Regions from separate parts of the Mus musculus genome. Here region 1 is linked to region 2. A link is a loop called in an ENCODE intact Hi-C map of the cell type or tissue named here. Cell type or tissue: heart. All regions are shown on one strand. Links, peaks and the distances in the headings refer to the core of each region. The heading gives the core; the rest is flanking DNA.

What was found. Hi-C counts contacts between places; a loop is a spot of excess contacts. Peaks named below come from ENCODE experiments on the same cell type or tissue, not always from the same donor. Only the 100,000 strongest peaks of a DNase experiment are listed, where the experiment ranks them.
Region 1: a loop joins it to region 2, with 2.4 times the contacts of the local background. A loop is called at or near these places in 4 of 42 quality-filtered maps.

What each region holds. Positions count from the first base shown.
Region 1 is chr8:36,433,901-36,441,575 of GRCm38, forward strand. No RefSeq gene overlaps it. Among named protein-coding and RNA genes, the nearest start is that of Trmt9b, 20 kb to the right of the region's middle. In heart, for the core only: a CTCF peak has its summit at 3,599 (motif pointing left); no DNase peak of the experiment used is centred there.
Region 2 is chr8:36,519,227-36,526,901 of GRCm38, forward strand. No RefSeq gene overlaps it. Among named protein-coding and RNA genes, the nearest start is that of Trmt9b, 65 kb to the left of the region's middle. In heart, for the core only: a CTCF peak has its summit at 3,901 (motif pointing left); no DNase peak of the experiment used is centred there; H3K4me3 peaks cover 518 bases; H3K27ac peaks cover 334 bases.

The DNA of each region.
Region 1 (7,675 bases), core at 1,478-6,477, 85 kb before region 2:
GGGGTTTTCCGTGGCGAGGTTCCCCTTTCTGTGGTCACTCCTCACTGCCGCTGATGGAGCCAAGCTTTCACCCTCCTCAAAAGCCAGGCCACCCTTTCTGAGGCGTTCCAACCTGGATTGGCTGGTCGCAAACATGATTTTCTCTTAATTATTGTTATTGTATCAGCTAGGGCCTTTCTTTACCTTTCTGTACCATCTTCTTCGGTCACAGAGAATATGAAGAAATAGGATAAGATGTCCTGTAAGTCCTTTATGTTGTCCTTACCAGTGTTCACCTGGGAGAGCGACCTGATTTTGTAGATCTGCTCCTAATGAACTGAAAACTCCAAATCCTACTGAATGGTCCCCTCTCGCCAGGAGATGACTCTTGCCTAGTAAAAGAACCTCCCTCTTGGTGAGGAAAGATCTTTAGCCCTATGCCTATTGCTGTGATTAGATTTACAAATGAATGATTGCATCAAAGGGATTACAAATCTTTTCAATTCTCTTGACTTAATCTCATCTATGAACTTAATAGACATCTCAGTCAGAGGATTCAACCAGGGCCACTATGTCATTTGCTAATGAAAAAATTGCATCAGAATAGCAAGAAGGCTGGGACGGAGCTGTGAGCAGAAGGCTCCCAAAGCAGCAGCAGAAGACAGCCCCCTTACATGTCCCTCTTAAAGGAAGGAAGTGGGGAAGAACAGGAGATGGGGGAAGAAGGACATCGCTGAGTCCTGAATCCAGGAAGTTGCTTGGCCTTGTAATGAGGGATAAATACAATTATAGCCAAGTGATGCTGGTCCACTCTTTAGTGTGGACTGTAATGTGTCCTATGCCATTGCTTTTGTCTCTTGGCTATTTAAAGTCCCTAGATGCTAGTGTTTGCACCCCGCTGGAGTTAAGTTTGTTTGTAGATCACCTTGACTGGGCTGAGAGTTTTCTTGCTAATGGTCAAACTGTGCCCCCCAGAGCTAAGACCTGTGGCCCCAGAGAGGAGCATTTTAATTCAGATAAGCTGCTGTTTAGGTAGCCAGAGAGACTGCCTTGATTAGAATGTAGTATGTATACTCTGAAGACAGCTTTCTCCTGAGAAGGCATAGAGAACTTTAGAGCTGTGTGGCCTGTGGATTCTTTTACAAAGACTCACAGTTTGCTTCGTCAGACACTAAAGCCTAAACGTGGACTCTCATCTCAAAGAATGACAGAAACCCTTCCGGGGGCTCCAGCATCCACATGTGCAGAGTACTCAGTTTCTTCTTTTTAAAAAAGCACGTGTGCGTGTTCATGTTTGTGTAGCTATACATGTGTGTTCAGGTACATGTGTGTACTGTGCAGATGCACATCTTTTGAAGCGTTCTCCCCCCCCCCCCCATTGAACTTGAAGCTGAGAGTTTTCTTGCTAATGGTCAATCTTTAGGCTAGCTTGGCTGGTTAGTGAGGTCCAGGGACCCTCCTGTCTCTGCCTTCCCAGTGCTGGGATTGCAGGCATGTACCACCAGGTCTGGTATTTTGGGATAGGTTCTGGATACTCCACTCAGGCCCTCCTACTTGCAAGGCAAACGCTTTACTGCCTGAACTATTCTCTCAGCTTCTTAATTTCTTCATTGGGTATTTAAGTACCTAATGAGGATTTTTCTCCACTACAGAGAAGGGCGTTATGATGAGCATCAAGGAACCTGGGAAACCAAACAAGGCAGAAGTCTGGGGAGGGAGGGGGAGAGAGAGAGAGAGAGAGAGAGAGCGAGCTCCGATACATCACACGTCTAGGGTAATTGCTGGTGGACAGAGAGATGTTCATGATGACAACTGAATGTGACTTGAAAATTTCTTCTTGGAGCCATACTCTATAGCTGGAGCTTTAGAGTGTCACCCCAGTACTTGGTTGTTAAAGGCATCTCTCCCAGATGGGAGGGCACAGGGAGAAGATGGAGCAGCAAGGTTAATTTGTAAATGCATTCCAGTGTCTGGTGCCTTGTGCCAAGCCCTGCCAAGCCCTGCCAAGCCCTGCCAAGCTCTTGAATCAACAGTTAAGTGCCATCTCTGCTGGCAGGGAAGTGGTGCATGTGTCATAAATTAAAAGCGGAGGGATAAGGACCCGACAGAAGGGTTGGATGCTGTGGCTGAATCGCTCCAGTGATTCTGCTTCCATTCCATGGTCTTAAACAGATGAGACAAACGCATCTCCGCCTGCATCTCACTCGACAGAGGCCTCACTCTGAAATTCCTGGAACCATACACTAATAGACTTAAGAATCTCACTGCTGTCAGGTTGGAAGGCTCCTGGAACATTGAATTTAAGCTAGAACATTAAATTCAAGTCCCTTCGGTCCTCTAGCTATTAGATGGGAACTGATTATGAAAAGGAAGAGAAATATATATCATCTTTTAAAGTCTTCCCATGTGCATATTCCCTTCGCTTCAGCTCCCACGGTGACCAGCATATAAGAAATAAAAGCCCGTGTATGAGGTTTTATGGACTCATTCAAACTGAGTAGGGAGAGAACAGAGTAGTGGAATGGGGAGACCCTTTCCTTGGGAAGGACCTCAGACTCCGACTGTGAACAGTCTGCTTTCCATGTTTGTCTTTAACACACACACACAGACACACACAAATATATATATATATAAAACGGGCTGGAGAGATGGCTCGTGGTTAAATGTTCTGCCTGGTCTTCCAGAGGGTCCAGAATGGATTCCCACCAGTCACATAGCAGCTCACTGCCCTCTGTAACTCCAGATCCAGGGGATCCAATGCCCCTCTGACTTCTGAGGACACCAGGCATGCGTGTGACATGCAGACATACATTTGAACAAAGCACTCATACACATAAAAATAAAACTAAATGAATCTCTTTTATAAAAAGATGTATTTTATTGATATGAGTGCAGTGCCACTGTCTTCAGACACACACCAGAAGAGGGCATCAGATCCCATTACAGATGGTTGTGAGCCACCATGTGGTTGCCGGGAATTGAACTCAGGACCTCTGGAATAGCAGTCAATGCTCTTAACCACTGAGTCACCTCTCCAGCCCCTAAACAAATCTTTAGAATGTAAAAGCTTAAGTCACAAGAATTGCTACCTGAAGGGGAGGTCCCTAGGCATTACTGGGTATCACACACATCACAAATGACATCATCTCTAATCATCGAAACAACCACGGAGAAGAATGGTTTCATAGACTTGTTACAGGATAGAAGTGAACCAGCTTGTCCTCTCAAACCAATCCGATGTTACCCAGAGACTAAATTCTGAATGCCTATGAGCCTGATGTTTGCCGACTTCCATTGGGAAGAAGTGAAGTGTATACTGGGAACGCCTGGATAGGTAGCTCTGCTTAGGGAAGGCAGAGACAAACGGGACAGGAACAGAGATAAAAAAATAAATAAAAAGCCGTGCGTAGCATCATCTCAGCAAAGAAAAAGAAATCAGAGGTTCAGCCCACAGAATAGACCCCCAAAGGGAAAAGAAACACTTATAAGGAGCTGAAGAGATGGCTCAGCAGTTAAAAGAACTGACTTTTCCACAGGATAGGGTGCAATTCTCAGTACTCTAACGAGAGTTTGCAACTGCCTATAACTCCAGTTGCAGGGGATCTGTCGCCCTCTTCTGGTATCCCTGGGTATTGCATGCGTGGGATACACAGACATACACGCAGATAAAACACCCAAATAGGAAGGCAAGGTTAGAGCACAAGGCTGAACAAGGAGGCCGGGTTTGTAGTATACAGCTGGATGAAGGGGACAGGTTTAGCTAATCCCAGTAGGAGCAGTTTCTGTAGGGGAACAGTCTTCAGGCCACAAACATCAGGGAAGGGATTAGGCTATGGTGAACATTTTTTTTTTCACACAGTATCAACACTCACATAAAAGAAAAATAAACAAATCTTTACAAAAATGTTTATTGGATTTAAAACATAACACACTTGCCAAATGTTTGTGCCATAAACCATCTTGATCCACCCACTCACTCCCAGAAAAACCTTAGTTCAATAAAATTCATAATGGATTAGCTTTATGAAAAGGGGCTCTCAGTTCAAAGGGGGGCTTCTAGCTGTCAAGGCCAGAGATTTGAGGGGCTTGAATTTTTGGATTCTGTAGAAGTGAGGATCTTAGAGTCTCAGAGTTTAGGAACATGCATAAGACAGCCAATGATAGGATTATACCTTCTTCCTGACAGCACTGAGCTCAATAGAGTTCACACATCCAAGAAATAAACAAGAAGAGAAAGAATAACTACAGGCAGCATGAGCTATTAACAGCAATACAAGAGCTGTTACCAAAGCAAGACCCTCATCGAGCGGGGGATACATGGGGGAAAATGTATTTTTAAGGAATCTATATATGCCCACAGGACAATAGGCACATTCCTGAGTGTGCTTGACTTCACATATACACAACTGAGTGTGCTCAGCTTAAGGTCTTTAAGAAGGAAAGACAGCCTAACAGATCGCTTGACATGCTCAGCTCGCTGGGTAGATGACAGTCTGACATACTTCTGGGCCCACTGAGCTTCTTTCCCCATAAAGGTTTTAGCTATGTGTCTTAGTCAGGGTTTCTACTACTGGACAAAACATCATGACCAAGAAGCAGTTGTGGAGGAAAGGGTTTATTCAGCTTACACTTCCATATTGCTGTTCATCACTAAGGAAGTCAGAACTGGAACTCAAGCAGGTCAGGGAGCAGGAGCTGATGCAGAAGCCATGGAGGGATGTTACTTACTGGCTTGCTTCCTCTGGCTTGCTCAGCCTGCTCTCTTATAGAACCAAGACTACCAGCCCAGAGATGGTCCCACCCACAAGGGGCCTTTCCCCCTTGATCACTAATTGAAAAAATACCCCACAGCTGGATCTCATGGAGGCACTTCCCCAACTGAAGCTCCTTTCTCTGTGATAACCCCAGCCTGTGTCAAGTTGACACATAAAACCAGCCAGTACACTATGGCTTTAGAAAAGGATGCTTTGAGAGTGGACTAATATATGAGTTTCTTCTTAAGGAAGCCCACGTCAGCTGATAACACAGCTGGTCCACAATGGAGCTGTTCTAGTCTTTTCCCACAATCACTCATCTTGGACTGGTCCTTTCTTACACCCCTCACCGAATGATTCTTCATGCTGTGGCCTCTTTTGCTGCCATCAGTCATAAACCCGACGTCCTCAGTCACTTGCTGGTGTTTTTCTTGACTCTTTATCCCGAGGGCTTTTGCTACCTGAGTTGTCTAGGGTGGTGAGAAAATGAAGAGAAGACTGACAGATGGGCGCACATACGAAAAGCTGGGATCAAGTGATCTGAGCTCTGAAGATGGAGAGCCCTCAACACATTGGAAGTTCAGCAGTGTTTATTATAGAGAGTTGAACAGGGAGGCGGGGGTATCATCTACAGCTGGACAAGGATGTAGGCTTATTACCTAAGGAGGCAGGGTTTGGGGTGTACAGCTGGGTCAGGAGGACAGGTTTAGCTTATCGCAGTCTGTAGAGAAACAGTCTTTACAATACAAACAGCAGGGGTGGAGGTAGGAGACCATATGGACATTCTCTTCACACCCTCAACACAAACTCCGTCCCCTGAGGGAGCCTCTGCTCTGGGACCCTTGACATGACCGTTGCCATATCAACAGCACGATGCACTGATGTCACAACTCAGTCTTCCTCTGCTCCCCACAGGTCTGATGTCTCAATTTGACGATGCCTACATCACTGCCTGGGGCTCTTGGAATCATCTCCCTATTTCAAATCTACAGGCATTAGTTTTGTTCCCTCCCGCCCCCATCCCCTTCTTTCTCTTTCCCACTGTAGAAGGTAAGGGGATGGTGAGACGTGGTCAGATTCAGGGTACAGTGAGAGTGAGAAGAGTCAGAGGTGAGTGCCCTTTCATTCCCTCCCCTCCCTGTCCCTCCCCCCTTCTCCTCTCCCTTCTACTCCCTTTCCCTCCCCTTGCTTCTCCCCCCTCCTCTCCCCTCCGCTCTTTCCCCTCTTCTCTACTTCCCTACGGATAGTCTCATCTGTGCTCTCTGTATTTACTTGGCTTTTCTTCGCAGCACATATAAGATATGGAATGCGGCTTATCTGTTTAAATGTTGATCATCTTATTTAAAAATAAGCTTTACAGCTTGGTTTCATTATACTTAGGACCAAGAACAACAGTGTTTGGCACAGGCGCTCGATCTATATTTGTCAATAATCTGGCTACTCAGTCCAGCAAGGTGATTCAAAATGACTGCTAAAAAAAAAAAAAATGTCGGTACCAGCAGTAGAGGAAATATAGCTGGGTTCCACAGTTCCCTGTTCTCAATCCTGACCTCCAAAAGCTCTGCTAAGTCATAGGTTAATAACTCACCAGCTTCCCCACCCCCGATATTTTGCTTGGCAAGTAACTCTTAAATTCATCTCAATGCAGTATGAATACATTCCAAATTTGAGTAACTTTGTTTTGGCTAATTTATTTTTTTACTTAAAATAAAAAAAAACAGTGTATGAAAATTCTTGGTATTCAAAGTTGTGTGTTTTGTAGATATTTTCTTTAAAATAGGTTTAAAAAAATAGCTCATTTTCCAATGGGAAAACTGACAGTTTTATTTGCTGATGGTAAAATTCAAGCTTAAAAGTGAAACGTAAGTTTCTGCATTTTCTGATGTCATCGGTGACTGTTGTCGAGTGTGGGTGGGGTCTTGAGTCTGTTTAACAGTTCTGCTCATGCATGGAAGATCACCATAGCTCAGTGAGCAGCCTCATGCCAAAGATCCAGTGTGTCATGTTACCAAATAAGTGGATTCACTCTTGGAATCCTGTACTCAGACTGAGGCAGAAGGATTGCGAGATTGGGACCAGTCTGGGCTGGCTGCCAAATTTTACTGATAAATTTTCAGATTTGACGTTTTATTGAATCTCTGGGAGATTATTGTTCCTTCCAAGTGCCAGCATATATGTATATGTGTGCAGTGTGGTATATGCAGTGTCTAGAGGGAGTGGGGAGGCTAGGACAGAGAAAGTACCCAGGGAGCTGAAGGGGACTGAAGCCCCATAGGAGGAACATTAATATGAACTAACCAGTACCCCCAGAGCTCCTTGGAACTAAACCTCCAATCAAAGAAAACACATGGTGGAACTTGTGTCTCTAGCTGCATATGTAACAGAGGATGGCCTAGTCGGTCATCAATGGGATGAGAGGCCCTTGATCCTGTGAAGGCTTGATGCCCCAGTATAGGGGAATGTCAGGGCCAGGAATGGGAGTGGGAGGGCTGGGGAGCAGGGGGAGAGGGGGATAGGGGATTTTCAGAGGGGAAACCAGGAAAGGGGATAACATTTGAAATGTAAATAAAGAAAATACCTAATTAAAAAAAATTCCCTATCAAATTTGCTTCTAGAAGCAGAGAATAGTAGGGTCAGAATGAATTGTAAATATTTACATTTTTCTGTGTCTCTTTCTTGGTGTTTGAAATTACAAAATAATAATAATAATAATAATAATAATAATAATAAGCTCAAAAGCATCATTTTCCTTATAGGAAAATGATGTCATTTGGACCCTAATATATTTTTATATTTTGGGAAATGATTTGACGTTATCTGTAATAACTAAGGGGAGCATATTCTTTTTCGGTTGGTAGGCTGGCTTCCTGTTTGCTCCTGTGTCGCACAGAGGCTTACTATGTGGCACATACAGAAGCGCACTGCGTTACCTTCTGACTCCT
Region 2 (7,675 bases), core at 818-5,817:
TGACATATGTATTTGTGTCAAAAGCGTGAAGTTCTTTTTTTTTCCCCCTACAATATAGAGCTACTTAAATTTTTTCCCCCAGAGGGAACTAGCAATAGATTTAGAGCACAAATTGCTGCAAAACACCCTGACTCTTATAATAACCTAAAGATATATTATTTATACGAACCAACAGTGGTCAGGATCTTTTTGTAACAGATATTAAAAATAGTGTAATTTGTATGCTTGTGATACATAGTTGATTCTTTATGTGTTTGTGTACTCTTTAATAATAGACAGAACTGGGCTATTCTCCCTCCCTCCCCCCAATGTGTCAGGGCAGGTGCTGTTTAGTTTGGCCACACAATGCTTGTTACACTTCATCAAAACTGAATTAGTTTGTACTTGAATTCTGTTCCGGTTGTCCAGAAGCTGGGGTTAACCATCTAATGATACAGTATCTTTTATGGGTTGATAGAAAGAATATTATCTACTTTTTAAAAGACATATTTTAAGACTAATAAAGACGTAAGTAGACCACCCAAAGCGACACTGTGGCGAGGAGTATTTATATTGTTCGACCTTTGACCTGCTCCATCTGCAGGTTGACAGGTGGTTCTCTTTGGAGAAAGATGAAAGGGATCTGCACCTGGCACCACGGTGGCTCCCACAGAGCTGCAGGGAGATGCATCCAGTAGCAGATGGTACCTTAGCATCCCGCTGCTTGGCAGCCCCTCGCCTGTGCTCTCAGGAAGGGCGGCTATCATCGGAGTGTTGCTTGGCCCTCCATGTCAGCTGGAGAGACAAAAAGAAAAGTGAAATAGGAACTCAGGACTGGAGACTTCAGGCGCTCTGTAATCCAGCAGAAGTCTTCCTGGTCAAAACATACCAGTCGCTCTGGTCTTTAGAAGCCATCAAGTCTTTCTTTTTGTGTTCCGTTTTTGAAGTATTAATTACTAATTGAGCTTCAAGACTGCCTATTTGCTGGCGTATGGCAGGTTTCTCGGTTTTCTTGAGAGTTCAAATGGAAACTTTTAGCTTCAACTTTCCAGCGTGGTTCTCCACTCTCCACTCTTGAGAAATCAGGCTTATACTCCATTGAGATGCTAGTCCTCAAAGGGTTCATCAGCAGAGAGGAAGGCTTGAACAGCCTTCCTAGCAGGGATCCTGTTGGGGCATGAGCAGGCCCCTACATGCTATCCCAGGAGAAGAAGGAGCCTGATCTGGGGTGGCCCCTCCTGTCACGGTGGCTCTGGTCAGGGACAGCTGGTTGAGAAGCTGCACAGAGCAGTCTTAAAGCAAGGCTCACTTAGCATGAGAGTAGAACCACTGCCTGTAAATGGCACGCCGGGCCACCTGGGCTCAGGGCCACATGTGAGACAGCTGCCTCCAACCCGATGCACACAAGGGGCGCGCTGCCTAAGGCCAGAACCCCCAGATGCAGATGAGTTTCTCACCATAAGCAATGTAGTCACATGTCAGAGCTCCACGGCAAGTCCAAGTGGCAGTGAAAGCCGACACTAAAACTGGGAATCCAAGCAACTTGCCCTCCACAAGAGCAGCGCAGCGTGCTGGCAGAGGTGGTGGAGAATGGTCCTTCCCCTCACCCCCCCCCCACCCCCGCCCCGTACATCTGCAACCTCAGAGGGAGGAGCTTGAGGGAGAGCCCTGGTGCTGTGTCACAGCCATCACAGGGCTCAAACGTAGCTGCATCAAGGAAGAGACATAAAGCAGGGCTGGTGAGATGGCTCAGTGGGTAAGAGCACCTGACTGCTCTTCCAAAGGTCCAGAGTTCAAATCCCAGCAACCACATGGTGGCTCACAACCATCGGTATCGAGATCTGACTCCCTCTTCTGGAGTGTCTGAAGTCAGCTACAGTGTACTTACATATAATGAATAAATAAGTCTTAAAAGAGAGAGAGAGAGAGACATAAAGCAGAGTGGACAGAATTCAGTTCCTTATTGATGAACGGGCTGACTTAAAAACTTCATTTCTGGCCTCCTCCTGACCCCGAAGTTGTATGGCTACGAGATTTTTTCATCCCACAATCCCTTGCGCCCTTCCTTTCCAGATTGGGCCGGCCAGAATGGCTCCCACAAAGAAGGGTGTCAAGAAGAAGGGCCATTCTGTCATTGGTGAGGGAAGGTCCTGAGTTCAAATACCAGCAGCCACCATCCACAACCACCCATAATGAGATCTGACCCCCTCTTCTCCGGTGTCTGAAGACAGCTACAGTGTAGTCACATATAATAAATAAATACTTTTTAAAAGAATGAAGTGAGCTCCTCGAGCACTAAATTCAAAATTTTACCCTGAAGGAAATGGGGACTACAGATGTGCGCATTGACACCAGGCTCAATAAAGCCATCTGGGCCAAGGGAATAAGAAATGTCCTGTATCACATCTGAATAACTTTGTCCAGAAAACATAATCACCAAGAGAAGCTCAATTTATGTGCCTGTTACCATATTCAAAAATCTCCAGACGGTCAATGTGGATGAGAACTAACCGGATGGATGGATGTGGAATAAGTTGCAGAACTGCCCAAATAAAAAATAAAAATAAAAACTCCCCTTCTTTACATGTTTGTTGAACAACTTATGAACATTCTATATAGGCAAGGGGCTTTTTAGAAACCTTTGAGGACTTAACGAGAGTCAAATTTAGTTCTCAGTCTTGACCAATTAAAAGCCAGCAAGATATGGGGCTGGAGAGTTGGTACAAAGGTTAAGAGCACCAATTACTCTTCCAGAGAACCTTAGTTTGATTATCAGCATCCACATGGTGGCTCATAATCGTGTGTAACTCTGGTTCTAGAGTATCCCACACCCTCTTCAGGTACCTGGCACCTATGGGGTGCACATATGTGCATGTAGACAAAACACTCATATCGTAAGGTTAACAATTTAAATTTGAAAAAGAAGAAGAAGAAGAAAAGAAGGAGAAGGAGGAGGAGGAGGAGGAGGAGGAGGAGGAGGAGGAGGAGGAGGAGAAGGAGAAGGAGAAGGAGAAGGAGAAGGAGAAGGAGAAGAAGAAGAAGAAGAAGAAGAAGAAGAAGAAGAAAAGAAGAAGAAGAAGAAGAAGAAGAAGAAGAAGAAGAAGAAGAAGAAGAAGAAGAAAAGAAGAAGAAGAAGAAGAAGAAGAAGAAGAAGAAGAAGAAGAAGAAGAAGAAGAAGAAGAAGAAGAAGAAGAAGAAGAAGAAGAAGAAGAAGAAAGACTAGTTAGTCCCTTAAGGACAACGTCAGTAGACGGAAGGCAAGGAGTTGGAACAGTTCTTAAAGGATTCTGGGAGACTCTGAGTCATTTGTTGATGGCAACAATGGTATCTTTCATTATGCCGGCTCTAGAGATCAGAAATCTTTATAGTACCATGTATTTCTGAGGGTAGCTGTCACTGATAGATCTGTATAGACAAACGCTGAGACTCTCAAAGGCTACACCACTTCTATGGACAGTGAAGGCTTTGTCCTGAACCGTTATTACAAAACCCACAAGAAGGTGGTTTTGCAGGGGACAGAAAAAGGCAAAGACACCCGAGAAACAGATTGCAGCTTGATTCTCATGATTATGACCACCAGGGTGATAGATTCAGGCCTTCCCTGCTTGTTGTACGCGTTTATTTTCTTCACTGTTAGAGAGGCATTGGGATATTCTGGACAGGTGCTTATAAACACTCTCTGGATAAGAGAGCAGCTGGCATTTGGAAGGGAAGGAAGCCAAGGGGGAGACACAGCGGTGGGAGCTCGGTATATTTAGTATATTTAGAAGTAGAAATAAGACTATGTGAGACTAAAAGAACGCGGAGCCTAATTAAGAGAGCGGTTGGAGAAGAGGAAAACTGGCGGAACCGGTTTTATCCTAGACAAGATCGGCGGGAGGTACGCGTGGGAACTCTGAAATGTGGAGAGAGACTGCCCTCTTCTGGACAACTGAAAGCTTCCTTTGAAGCCCTGGACTGATCAAAATGTTGTTAACTAAAGGTGAATGAATCCACCTTCACTAGGTCTTTCAAATAAAAGGTAACTAATAAGTGGGTGCCCAGGTAGGAATTCAAGCGGACCCCCCCCCAAAAGGTCTATAAAGACAGGCTGATGTATCTTCAATGTGGATCACTGAGAAGTCAAGCGATTTGGGAATAGAATGCCACTTAGTTGAACCCATGTACTTCTGGACGCCTGTGACACTTCTGCTCGGCTGGCTGTGAGTCACTGAGAAAGTCACCTGCATTAGAAGCCTTTCCTTGGCTCTCCTTTCAGTATGGAAACAGACCTCAGTGCTAGTTACAAAGAGATGCGACGCAAAGTCAGGACAAGCAACCACGCTAGTTAACTAGTTACGCTGATAGATATGTCCATGACCTTACTTTGACCTTTGCAAAATGCACATATAACACGTACCCCATAGATGTGCATGATTATGTATCAACAAAATAAAAAATAAAAGGGAAAAAGAATCATAAATAGCAGCAGCAAGCACCACAAAAAGACTGAGAACCTTAATACACGCCAGTGAACAGGATGCACCTGGGACTCTGCAGTTCAGACCTTCCACATCTGAATCCTTTTAAACATGTAGTCCTGTGAAGGGACTCCTCTGTGTGCAGAGGCAAGCCTCCATAGCTCTCCACAGAGAGACTACTCTCCCTGCCTGTGCCTCGCCGCACGTCTTCTCAAGAGACAACCAGTACTGTGTCCACGCAAACACCCAAGTGTCTCCTGAACATATCATGCCTGGAAGGTTTTGCACAACGACCTGCCAAGGGATCTAGGGTCCAGCTACCCACAGTGTGTTTTACAGACAGCATGAACCTCATCCGGGACCCTAGAAGCACAATGCCCTAGGGTTTCTATTGCTGTGATGAAACACAATGAGCAAAAACCAAGTTGGGGAGGAAAGGGCTAATTTGGCTTACACATCTACATTATAGTCCATCATTGAAGAAAGCCAGGACAAGAACTCAAAGGGGCCAGGCGTGGTGGCACATGCCTTTAATCCCAGCTCTCGGGAGGCAGAGGCAGGTGGATTTCTGAGTTCAAGGCCAGCCTGGTCTACAGAGTGAGTTCCAGGACAGCCAGGGCTATACAGAGAAACCCTGTCTCAGAAAGAAAGAAAGAAAGAAAGAAAGAAAGAAAGAAAGAAAGAAAGAAAGAAAGAAAGAAAGAAAGAAAGAAAGAAAGGAAGGAAGGAAGAAAGAAAGAAAAGAAAAGAAAAGAAAAGAAAAGAAAAGAAAAGAAAAGAAAAGAAAAGAAAAGAAAAGAAAAGAAAAGAAAAGAAAAGAAAAGAAAAGAGAATTCAAAGGGGTCAGGAACCTAGAGGCAGGAGCTGACACAGAGGCCATGAAGGGGTGTTGCCTGACTGGCTTGCTCCCCATGGCTTGCTCAACCTGCTTTCTTATAGAACTCAGAACCACCAGCCCAGGGATTGCACCATCCACAATGTGCTGGCGCCTCCCAAATCAGACATTAATTAAGAAAATGCCTTATAGCCAGATCTGCTAGAAGCATTTTCTCAAGTGAGGCTCCTTCTTCTCTGATGACTTTAATGTGTGCCAAGTTGGTATAAAACCAGCCAGTACACATAAAGTCAAAACCTGCTCATTTGCAGACCACCAAGCTCCAACAGCGAGGTTCAAGAAACATTCTAAAGACCTCCCATTCAGGCTTCCATTAACACCTCAGGTAATTCCCCTTCTGAGAAGCCTCACTTAGGCAACCCCTCTTCACCCCGTCAATGGAAATAACAGAGGTCATCTAAAGTGTAGTTAAAAGTGAGGCGACTCACTTGGGAGTAGACTGTCAGGGCATTGCCAGAGGAAACTTTGAGTATATGGACTGGATGTTCTTAAAGACAAAGCAGGGAAACCTCACAAGATATTTTAATACAATAATTCCTGTCCACAGCACTGAAACTCACAGGAGATGCCAGCCTGGTGTTGATGTGTCCATCACTATGCAGCTGTTAGCACAGAAGCAAGTTTTGTGTGAGATTGCAGTGGTCCTTGTGCAAAATTGTGGTCTGGGAAGCCTTTTTCTCTAAAGCCATCGTACTTACGGGAGACCTTCCTGAATAATGTCTTGTCTGGTTGACGCATGTGACTCCATTTTGATTCTGGGAGCTTCCACATGAAGTTGCCTTTGAAGAATGAATTCCTCTCCTCGATCCACCGGTGTTTCCAGATTTATGGCACTCTTATAGAAAGAACTTACAAACAAGCCACACTAAGGAAGTCTTGCTAAAAAGTCACAGTGCAGCCGGGCGTGGTGGCGCACACCTTTAATCCCAGCACTCGGGAGGCAGAGGCAGGTGGATTTCTGAGTTCAAGGCCAGCCTGGTCTACAGAGTGAGTTCCAGGACGGCCAGGGCTACACAGAGAAACCCTGTCTCGAAAAACAAAACAAAACAAAACAAAAGTCACAGTGTACACCCATATGGGTTTCTCAAGAGACCTTTTCTCTCTCTTTCCCTGGCATTTGGATAGCTCATCCTATGGGGGGAAAAACTTTAATAAGAGGAGAACTATTCATAATTGAAACATGGAATTCCAGGAATGGATGGAGATCTACCTACCTCCCAACCTCTAACCCCCCAATCCAATATACTTAGCTTGTTGATTGATTGATTGATTGATTGATTGATTGATTTTTGACAGGGTTTCTCTGTGTGGTCCTGGAACTCACTCTGTAGACCAGGCTTGGCCTCAAACTCAGAAATCCTCCTGCATCTGCCTCCCAAATCTGGGATCAAAGGTGTGCACCACCACCACCTGGGAGAGGATCGAGGTTTCAGGAAGTGAAGATACAGAGAGGAAGAAGAGAGGCGTCCCTGACCAGGAATCAAACCTGGGCTGCAGCTGTGAGAGCACTGAATCCTAACCACTAGGCCGCCAGGGAGCATCCCTATATACTTAGTGGTTTTGTCCTTATATAGGGTTTAGAGATGTGTGGCTTTATCACATGGTGGAAGCAGCCACTATTACATGACTAGTGACATGGAAACTCCATTAAAGTGCACGAAGCATGTGCCATTTTTGTTTTGTTTTGTTTGTTTTTTGAGACAGGGAAAGTATAGCCCTGGCTGTCCTGGAACTCATTTTGTAGACCAGACTGGCCTCGAACTCAGAAATCCGCCTGCCTCTCAGAATCTGAGTTCTGGGATTAAAGGCGTTAGCCACTTTTCCATGATAGGTATCCATGACCAATGTCCTCCATTACTATGGCTCCATCAGCCTCCATTCACTGCTGCAGTCTGGTTCCTTCTTTCCTCTGTCCAGCCTACCACAAAACACCATTCCCCATGTTTTCGTTAAACAAAACTCAGGCTGAGCACACATTGCATAGCTGCTTGCTCCAGAAAATCTGGGTTCCCTAGGGCAAAAGCAACCATGAGCTGAAGAGCTCAGATATCAAGACTCAGACTTTGTCCATGAAAACAAGCTCCAGGACCCTAATTTACTGCATCAAACACAACAGAGCTATAACAGAAAGAAAAAAATGTGGATGGACCACAGTACTGGCTGGTTTTGGTGTCAATTTGACACAAGCTAGAGTGGTTAGAGAGGAAGGAGTTTCAGTTGAGCAAATTCCTCTATGAGATCCAGCTGTAGGGCATTTTCTCAATTAGTGATCAATGGGGGAGGGAGGGCCCACCCTATTGTGGGTGGTGCCATCCCCAGGCTGGTGGTCCTGGGTTCTCTA